2 separate regions of the Mus musculus genome follow, and region 2 is linked to region 1. Evidence: chromatin loops called from intact Hi-C (ENCODE). Cell type or tissue: left cerebral cortex. All regions are shown on one strand.

Region 1 (4,000 bases):
CCTCCCTCCTTCCTTTCCTCCTGCCCTCTCCTTCAGCATGTGCCACATAATGGTCCGGATACTGGGAACACAACCATGGCCAGGGGAGACCAGCCTCTAGAATAAGACAACAGCGTCAGAGAAGAAAGGGTATGCAGGTCAGGGCTGCTCTTCCTGGGCTAGGGAGGGAGGGCCCCCTCAGCCAGTCAAGCTGAATGAAAAGGCAGAGACGCATAAAAAGAACCAGCGTCTAGGGAACAAAGGTGACTGACATGCAAAGGCCCTGAGGCAGCCATAACTTGGCCCAGACAGAAGGGCTTTCCTTCAGAATGACACCTCTAACTCTCAGCCGCTACAGGTGAAGAAAACATGAACAGAGGCGTGGGGGGCATTGCTCAGGACCACAGGAGATAACCACAGCCACACCTGATGCAGGTACAACTTCCTGCCTGTGGCGTGGCCACCCTCAGCCCTGGCGTCTTATCTGCTTTCACTTAAGAGACGGTGAAAGAACAAACAGAACAAGTGCCAGAGCTTCAGTGTGACCTCTCGCCCCTACGAGAGAAGGCAGAGACAGAAACAGAAAGATCCATATTTAAGGGCCAACAAGATGGCTTAGGAGGTAAAGGTGCTTGCTGCCAACCCTCACAGTCTGAGTTGGATCCCCAGGACTCACATGGCAGAAGGAAAGAATAACCTCTGAGTGTTAGCCTCTGACCATCACGCCTGAACCGTGACAAATGCATGTGTTAGCTCTCTCTCTCTCAATGTAATTTCAAAACTTTAAAGGAATAACGGCCCCTGTCTGAGGTCATATGACTTTTGCCTGGTCAGCCCATGGCCCCAACTCTCAGCTGATGTGCTTCAGTGACAGAGTAACTTGGCCCAGAGCCCCCAGGAATGGGGACAGTGTTGGGTCAGACCCCTCCTTGTGGGCTTTATGAAAATGTAAACTGGCCACCGCAAGGTGTTTAGATTTTTCAAACCAAGCCATACCTTTTCCATGAACGGATTTTTAACACATTGACTCAGCTGGGTGTGATCCCAGTACCCAGGAGGCTTAGGCAGGTGAGTTGCCATGAGAGAACTGCTAGCCTGTGTTAAAAGTGAGTTCTGGGCCAGCCTGGGCTACTGAGCAAGACTCTGCCTCAAAAACAAAAACAAAAGTCAATCAATTATTTAGTTAAAATAAAATGTTGATTCGAGGGTCATTTTGCACTGTGGCAGTCAGATGAGGGGCATTAGATGTTCTGAGCTGAGACCTGTGCACACAGCCAGCTCTGATCCTGCAGGCCCACCTCCTCAGCACTTTTGAATCTACTAGAGGGGAGAGGAAAATGATCGCAAGCCTGGTACCCACTTTGTATCAGAAAGGCTTTATATAAAGCAGCTGTCTCTTGTCACTGTTCACCACAGGCCCTGGAGCCTGAACCTCACCCGTCACCCTTGGGCCATGCTCTGGACGGGAATCCGGGACTTCATTTTCTTTTGCTCATTTACAGGGCATGTAGGCTGGTGACCCGGTCATGGAAATCGGGACTGGTGGAGCAAGGTCAGTTGGATATTGCTAATACTGGAGAGCAAGCAGGGATGTAACAGGAGAAACAGGGAGAGAGTGGAAGGCGGGGCAAGGGCTCTGGGCCTGCTTCCCAGACCCAGGCTGCACGCAGGTGTCTGCCAACACTGCCTGGAATCTAGGGAGGGCACACCCAGGAGAGAAGCCTGTGGCATCTTTGAATCGCAGTGCCAAATGCCTGGGCCTGGTTCCTCTCCCGGCGATCCAATTACTAAATGCAGTAGCATTCTTGAAAAAATGTCTTTCCTCTTATGTAATGCGGCCGTGACAAACGTGGAGCAGATGGTGCGGCGACAGGCTTCCCGCAACCCTATCCTTCCAAATTAATGTATGGGCATTTAAATGAGCCCAGGAATACAGGAGGGACGGGCCACTTAAGGGGCTGACTAGGCTTCCCCCTCAATGTTTGAGGGATGTTAATGACCTGCGTTACATTGGGGCTGAGTTCACTGTAAATCATTGGTTAGAACATACCTGGTTTGGACCCCCTGGAGACACACCATGAAGCCTCCCCAAAGCTGGAAAAGGAGGCGCCTCCTCTATTCTTTATGTCATTCTCCACCAAACTCTTAGATTATCTTTGAGAATGTGGACATCTCTCCCTGCCTCCCATGGGGAAATGGTTTAGTCACAAACTGTGTCAACTGCTGGCAGTCAGCTCGTCCACCCCTCCCCCCCCCCTCAGCCTTCCTTCCCCAGGGATGAGATCATGTTGTTTGGAGGCGGTTTTAACTGAAGAACGCTAGGGATGTGCAAAGCCGTCCTCAGAAATCTCCTTCCTCATCACAGGCTGTACCCTGTGGGATGGGCGGAGACCGGAGGCCAGGTGCAGGTCCCAGGCTCATCCTAGGGTCAAGTTCCCGGCCCCCAGCTCAGACCTGACACACTGGGAGGCTGGACTGCTGGGTTGCACAACCAGCTGGCCTTAGGAGTTCAGACCTGGGAGAGCTCTGAAATGTCTCTGTTCTGATAGGGAAACTGAGGCTCAGAGAAGGAAAGCGGTCTGCTCAGGCTCAGATGGACAGGTATGACAGAGGCTGGCGAACCCACTGCTCTCCCTGAAGCTGCCATTGCCTGGAACCTGTCCACCCACCATCCCCCCTTCTTCTAGTCTCAGGACCCTGAATCTCTACTGGGAATCAAACCTTCTCCACCCTCGGGACAGGTGGTTCAAGTAAAACAATCGGCTTCCTGCTCATCCAAGGGCACCCACCTGGCTCAGTCCTAACCAATCAGAACAGTTCATTCCTCCCTCTTACCCAACTGGTTCAGGTTGGTAGGTAATGACTCCGTGGGCGGGGCAGCAGGTATTCACTTCCGGTTTAACTGGGGTCGTTAATATAAGGCAGTTCTTCTTGTGCTCTCGGCTGGAGGGAACAACACCCAGGGGGCAGCCACCTCTGCCACTATCAGGTGACTGACTACCCAAGAATGGAAGGCACACAGGAAGCTCATGGCCAAGGGAAAGTGATACAGCAGGCTTTGACTGGAAAAATCCCGGGAGCGAGCTGGACCTGCAAGCTGGCCGGAGATTGCTCGACTCCACGGACTAGTACATTCTCCCTTGTGCTGAAGTCGGTTGAGTTCTGTCACTCGCCCGCAAAAGGGGGTTCAGCTACGAAACAAGGCTCCAAAACAGGGTGCTGAGGGACCCTCTCTCCATACCCAGAATGTCCCCCAACTCCCTGTCACACAGCACCAACATACTTTACAGGCAGTACTCATGAGGGGAGTTCCCAACTGATGGCCCATGGCCATTTTGTGTGCCCCTGCAGCCTGCTTCCTCCTTGGCCTTGGTCAGGAGCGCAGGCACGTTATTTTCAAACTCAGCTTTGTCCAGCATCCCCTGCCCTGAGGCTGTACCCAACATATCCTATCACTTTCCTGGGCCTGGCTTGCTTGCTTGCTTCTTTTTCTTTCTTTCTTTCTTTCTTTCTTTCTTTCTTTCTTTCTTTCTTTCTTTCTTTCTTTCTCTCTCTCTCTCTCTCTCTCTCTCTCTCTCTCTCTCTCTCTCTTTCTCACACTCTCTTTATTTATACATGTGGTTTTCTTTTCCTTTGTCACATAGCCTCATGTAGCCAAGGCTAGCCTTCAGCTTCTAACCTTCCGGCAGTGAGATTTTACAGGCAAGCTGGCTGGCTTCATGTCTCTGTAACCACATTGTGGGATGGGGGAAAGCACCTGTCCTGCCAGCTGATTAAAGGAATTGAAACAGGGGCCACCACTGCTAGATATGACAATAGTGTCTCTTAGCAGGTGTTCCAGCCCGAGCCACAGAGTGGACTCTTCTTAGAGTCCACTTGAGAAAGGATACCCTTCACAGGAAAACAAAAACCAATGGAGACAGGGAGTCTGCCCTGGGGTGCGTGGGACCTCCCCTGCCGGCCCTTGCCGTTGCAGGTGCTTGCTCAGTTCCTTTGCCCAGCCCCTGATCCCAGACTGGCA
Region 2 (4,000 bases), 98 kb before region 1:
CCACTGAGCCATCTCACCAGCCCAAACAACTGAATCTTAATCTCATTTTTTTCCAGTCTCTGTCTCTGTCATGCAGAAGTCTCTGTCTATCTGTCTCTCTGTCTCAGTCTGTGTGTATGTGTGCATGAGTGTGTGTGTGTGTGTGTGTGTGAGAGAGAGTGAGTGTGTGTGTGTGAGAGTGAGTGTGTGTGTGTGTGTGAGAGTGAGTGTGTGTGTGTGTGTGTGTGAGAGTGAGTGTGTGAGTGTGTGTGTGTGTGAGTGTGTGTGTGTGTGTGTGTGTGTGTGTGTGTGTGTGTTTGTGCATGGACATGTTAGTGTATGTGAGTTTGGGTAGTGCACATGACTGCACACATGTTGGGGGCCAGAGGACAGCCTTAGTGGTCCTCTTCTCTGTCTCGGGCTAGCCAGCCTATGAGCTTCGGGGAACCTCCCATCTCTGCCCCGCAGTCACAGGGATTATGGATGTGCCCCAGTGGCCAGCTTCTATGTGGGCTCTAGGGATTGTTTGTGTAGCTTTCCCCATGGCAACCTCTCCCAAGGTTCATGAAGTTTTTAAGAAACTGTTTCTGTAGGAGCTACATCATCCTGCGTTCTCACCAGCAAAGCGAAAGGGTTCGAGCTTTCTAATCTGTTTCTGAGGTTTCTAACCTGTGCCAGCTTCCCACTTTGGGGGCTGGGAGGCTTTTGGAGACAGTGTCTCTCTGTGTAGTCCTGGCTGTCCTAGAACTGGAACTCATATGTAGACCAAGCTGGCCTCCAACTCAGAGATCCGAGTGGCCTCTGCCTCCCGAGTGTCGCATTAAAGGTATACATCACCACAACTGTCTAATTAACAAAAGCTGGTCTCAAACTAGACATTCTCCTGCCTCGGTGGAGCAGGGACTCCAGGTACACACCGCTGTACCATCTGTGTGTCGGCTCTTTTTGTTCAGAGTAGCCACCCAGACGAGCCCACTTCCCACTGTGGCTTTGCACCTAACAGGGGGAGGCTGAGTATCACTTAGAACCTTTGCTCAGATAAAATGGTTTCATCGTTTTATTTACTAAACTTTATGGGGGAGAGGCAGTGGTGAAATGGCCCTCTTGTTACCACCAAAGGACGACTTTCCTGGGTGGGAGCTTTCTTCTACCACGTGGGTTCCTGGGATCTAACACGGGCTGGCAGGCTTGGTAGCAAGAGCCTTCGCTCTCTGAGCCGACTCCCCAGGCCCCCTTGTTCAATTTTACAGTCGAATTATTTGACTCTTGTGGTTGAATTGTCCCTTAGTGCATGTGTGGAGATCAGAGGTGGACCTTAAGTGTTGCTCCTCAGGAGCCATCCTCTCTTGCTGCGAGCTGTGGCCTGTGGTGTTAGGCTAGGCTGGCCAGCCAGAGAGCCCAGGGGATCCCTGTCCCCACCTCCCAAGCACCGCCACACCCTCTTTTTCTGGTGATTGGACTCAGGTCCTCATGCTTGTGTGGTGAGCACAGAGCCATCTCCCAGCATTTAGAGCCCTTTATATATATTCAGGACATCCATTTTTTTATCAGATGTGTCGTTTGCGACTGTCTTCCCCCGTCCCGTGGGTGTGTTCTCTCTGCTGGCGCTGACGTTTGCAGATAGCTCCTTTTAATGTTGATGAGGTCCAGTTTGGCTGCTTTTCAGGCAAGATCTTGTGTAGCACAGGGTTGGTCTTGAACACACCCTGCAGCTCAGGACGACCCTGAATTGCTGATCCTCCTGCCTCCACCTCCCAAAGGCTGTGCTTAAGACAAACCCAGGGCTTTGAGCATGCAAGGCAAGCAAGCCTTCTGCCAACCGAGCCACATCGGCAGCCTGCCTTTATTTTCTTCTTTTGTTCCCGTGCTTGGGTGTGGTCGCTAAGACTCCATTGCCAGGCCCGGTCTTCTCAGTCCTGTGGCTCAAGTCTCACATTTGGCGGTTTGCTGTGGTGTGACTTTAGGAGTGGGTGACACTCTTGTGGATATGCTGTTCCCAACCGTGTGTGCTGCCCTAGGAGACTCTGAATGACAGGAAGTGCCACCCAGGGGCAGAAGATGGCTTGGGAGGAAAGTGCTTATGTTCACGGGGCCCCTTACCCTAAAAACTCTAGAAGTGCCCAGTGTGGTCATCTGGGGCAGGGGCAGGCATCAAGGCTGTGGGATGATGGGCATTTTCAGACCCATCTCAGGTGGCCCCCTTCTCACCCACAGAAGCTCCACAGAACAGTTTGGTTTGCCCTGCATTTGAAGGGGATATAGCCATGATGGTGAGGGAGCCATGACAGCAGGGTTGGGGACCCTTGTCCCGGAATGCGGTCACCATCCACTGCTGTCCCCGTCCCCCTCTTACCCAGAGCTCCTCACTGCTGTTTGCCCCACCCCTGCCCACAACCTGCCTTCCACTCCTTTGTGCAAAATCCTCCAGGGGACCGAGGACACAGCAGTCACTAGAGAGCCAGCCCAGCGTGCAGGAAGCTCTGGGTTCGTCACCAAGGCTGCACAGAGCAAGCACGGTAGTGCACACTGATAACCTCAGCTCTCATTCAGAAGCTGGGGGCGGAAGGGTTAGAAGTTTAAGGTCATCCTCCACTAGCCAGTGAGGCCAAGGCCAGCCTGGGCTACGTGAGACTCTGGTTCAAAACAATAAATCCGACAGGGCCCAGGACACAGCTCTGCTCTCTCTACACCCTGCACCCACTTTCCCCACCAGCCCACCACCACCATCACCACTAAGTTTCCCTCAAACCTCTTTTTCTCACACCTACCAGGCGCCTTCCCCTCTCAGGGCCTTTGCACTAGCTCTTGACTTCACTGGGGTCAATCCTAGAGACAGCCACACGATCACCCCCACCACCACACACTCTGTTGGTGCTGATCTCTGCTCAAATGCCAGTGATTCAGGCAGTCTGGGAGCTGTCCCCAGTTCTGTCCATGCCCTTCCTTGGTAGTTTCTTACACACACACACACATACACGCACACACACACACACACACACACACACACACACACACACACTATTCCTGAACTCTGGGTTCTTCCCCCTTCCCACCCCTTGGATATGTTTTTAAAGGACAGAGCTTTTAGTTAGCTTAGGGCTGCCTGCTCAGTGCCTGAAGCAGTGGCTGCCACAGAATAAAATCTCAAGAGCTGTGTGGTGAATGAGTGAATGAATGAATGAATGAATGAGGCGGTCACAAGGCTAGCTGAGAATTTTTTCTAATTGGAAAAAAGGGAATTAAGTGTTCACGTATGGGGGCCTGTCACCATCATTACTGACACATGGCTAGGAGTATGGCTTCAGCCACATCTGCCGCCCTTCACTGAAGAGCCCCTCCAGCGTCTCACACACCCCAGCTCCTCGCCTTCAGCCTCGCTTCTGTTTGGGAACAGACCTGGGCCGTGTATCTGACCTGTGTGTCCATGGTGCATCTCAGTGTGCCGAGTGCCCTGGAGAGAGCAGTAAACTTGGCAAGACAAGGGTAGATCCTGCCTACTGGAGGTGGCAATGGGTTGTAAGAGGGTGGAAGCCAAGCACTGGGCGAGTGGTGGCCGGATCTGGATCTGGAGCGTGAGGTTATGAGGCAGCTCCATTGTCTCATAGGCAGATATCCAGTATGTCTGTGGGAGTCTTGGTCAGTGTTAGCTTGGGGTGGGGTGCTTCTATTTCCTCTACTGTACAATGGAGCTAACTGCAGACCTGGCTTGTACAGAGGCCGGAAGGGTAGCGAGCAGATGATGGTGTGATCCAGAACCATAAAGGGACAGCATGCTGCTGCTGCTGCTGCTGCCACCACCACAGCTGCCCCTGCCACTGCTGCTGCTGCTGCTGCGGGGCCTGGCCATGCCCATTCAGCCAGGACTCAAGGCACTCTTGCTGTATCTGTAGCTCTGTGCTGGGCAGTTAGGGGCCTTGCAGAGAGCAAAACAAAGACACTGGCCTCATAGCCCTGGCCTTCCAGAAGGAAGGAGAGGGACACGAATACAGACATTGACGGGACCATGGTATCCACACAGGGG

The links. Peaks named below come from ENCODE experiments on the same cell type or tissue, not always from the same donor. Only the 100,000 strongest peaks of a DNase experiment are listed, where the experiment ranks them.
Region 2: a loop joins it to region 1, with 8 times the contacts of the local background. A loop is called at or near these places in 1 of 42 quality-filtered maps.

The regions. Positions count from the first base shown.
Region 1 is chr2:167,077,510-167,081,509 of GRCm38, reverse strand. Gm39984 (a long non-coding RNA gene) reads left to right here and starts at 2,271. Exons shown (of 3, transcript XR_866968.1): 1 at 2,271-2,968. In left cerebral cortex, no CTCF peak of the experiment used is centred here; DNase peaks (open chromatin) are centred at 1,770 and 2,194; H3K27ac peaks cover 3,409 bases.
Region 2 is chr2:167,175,077-167,179,076 of GRCm38, reverse strand. The region is part of intron 1 of Kcnb1 (potassium voltage gated channel, Shab-related subfamily, member 1); the gene reads left to right. Among named protein-coding and RNA genes, the nearest start is that of Kcnb1, 12 kb to the left of the region's middle. In left cerebral cortex, no CTCF peak of the experiment used is centred here; DNase peaks (open chromatin) are centred at 631, 1,561 and 2,391; H3K27ac peaks cover 2,671 bases.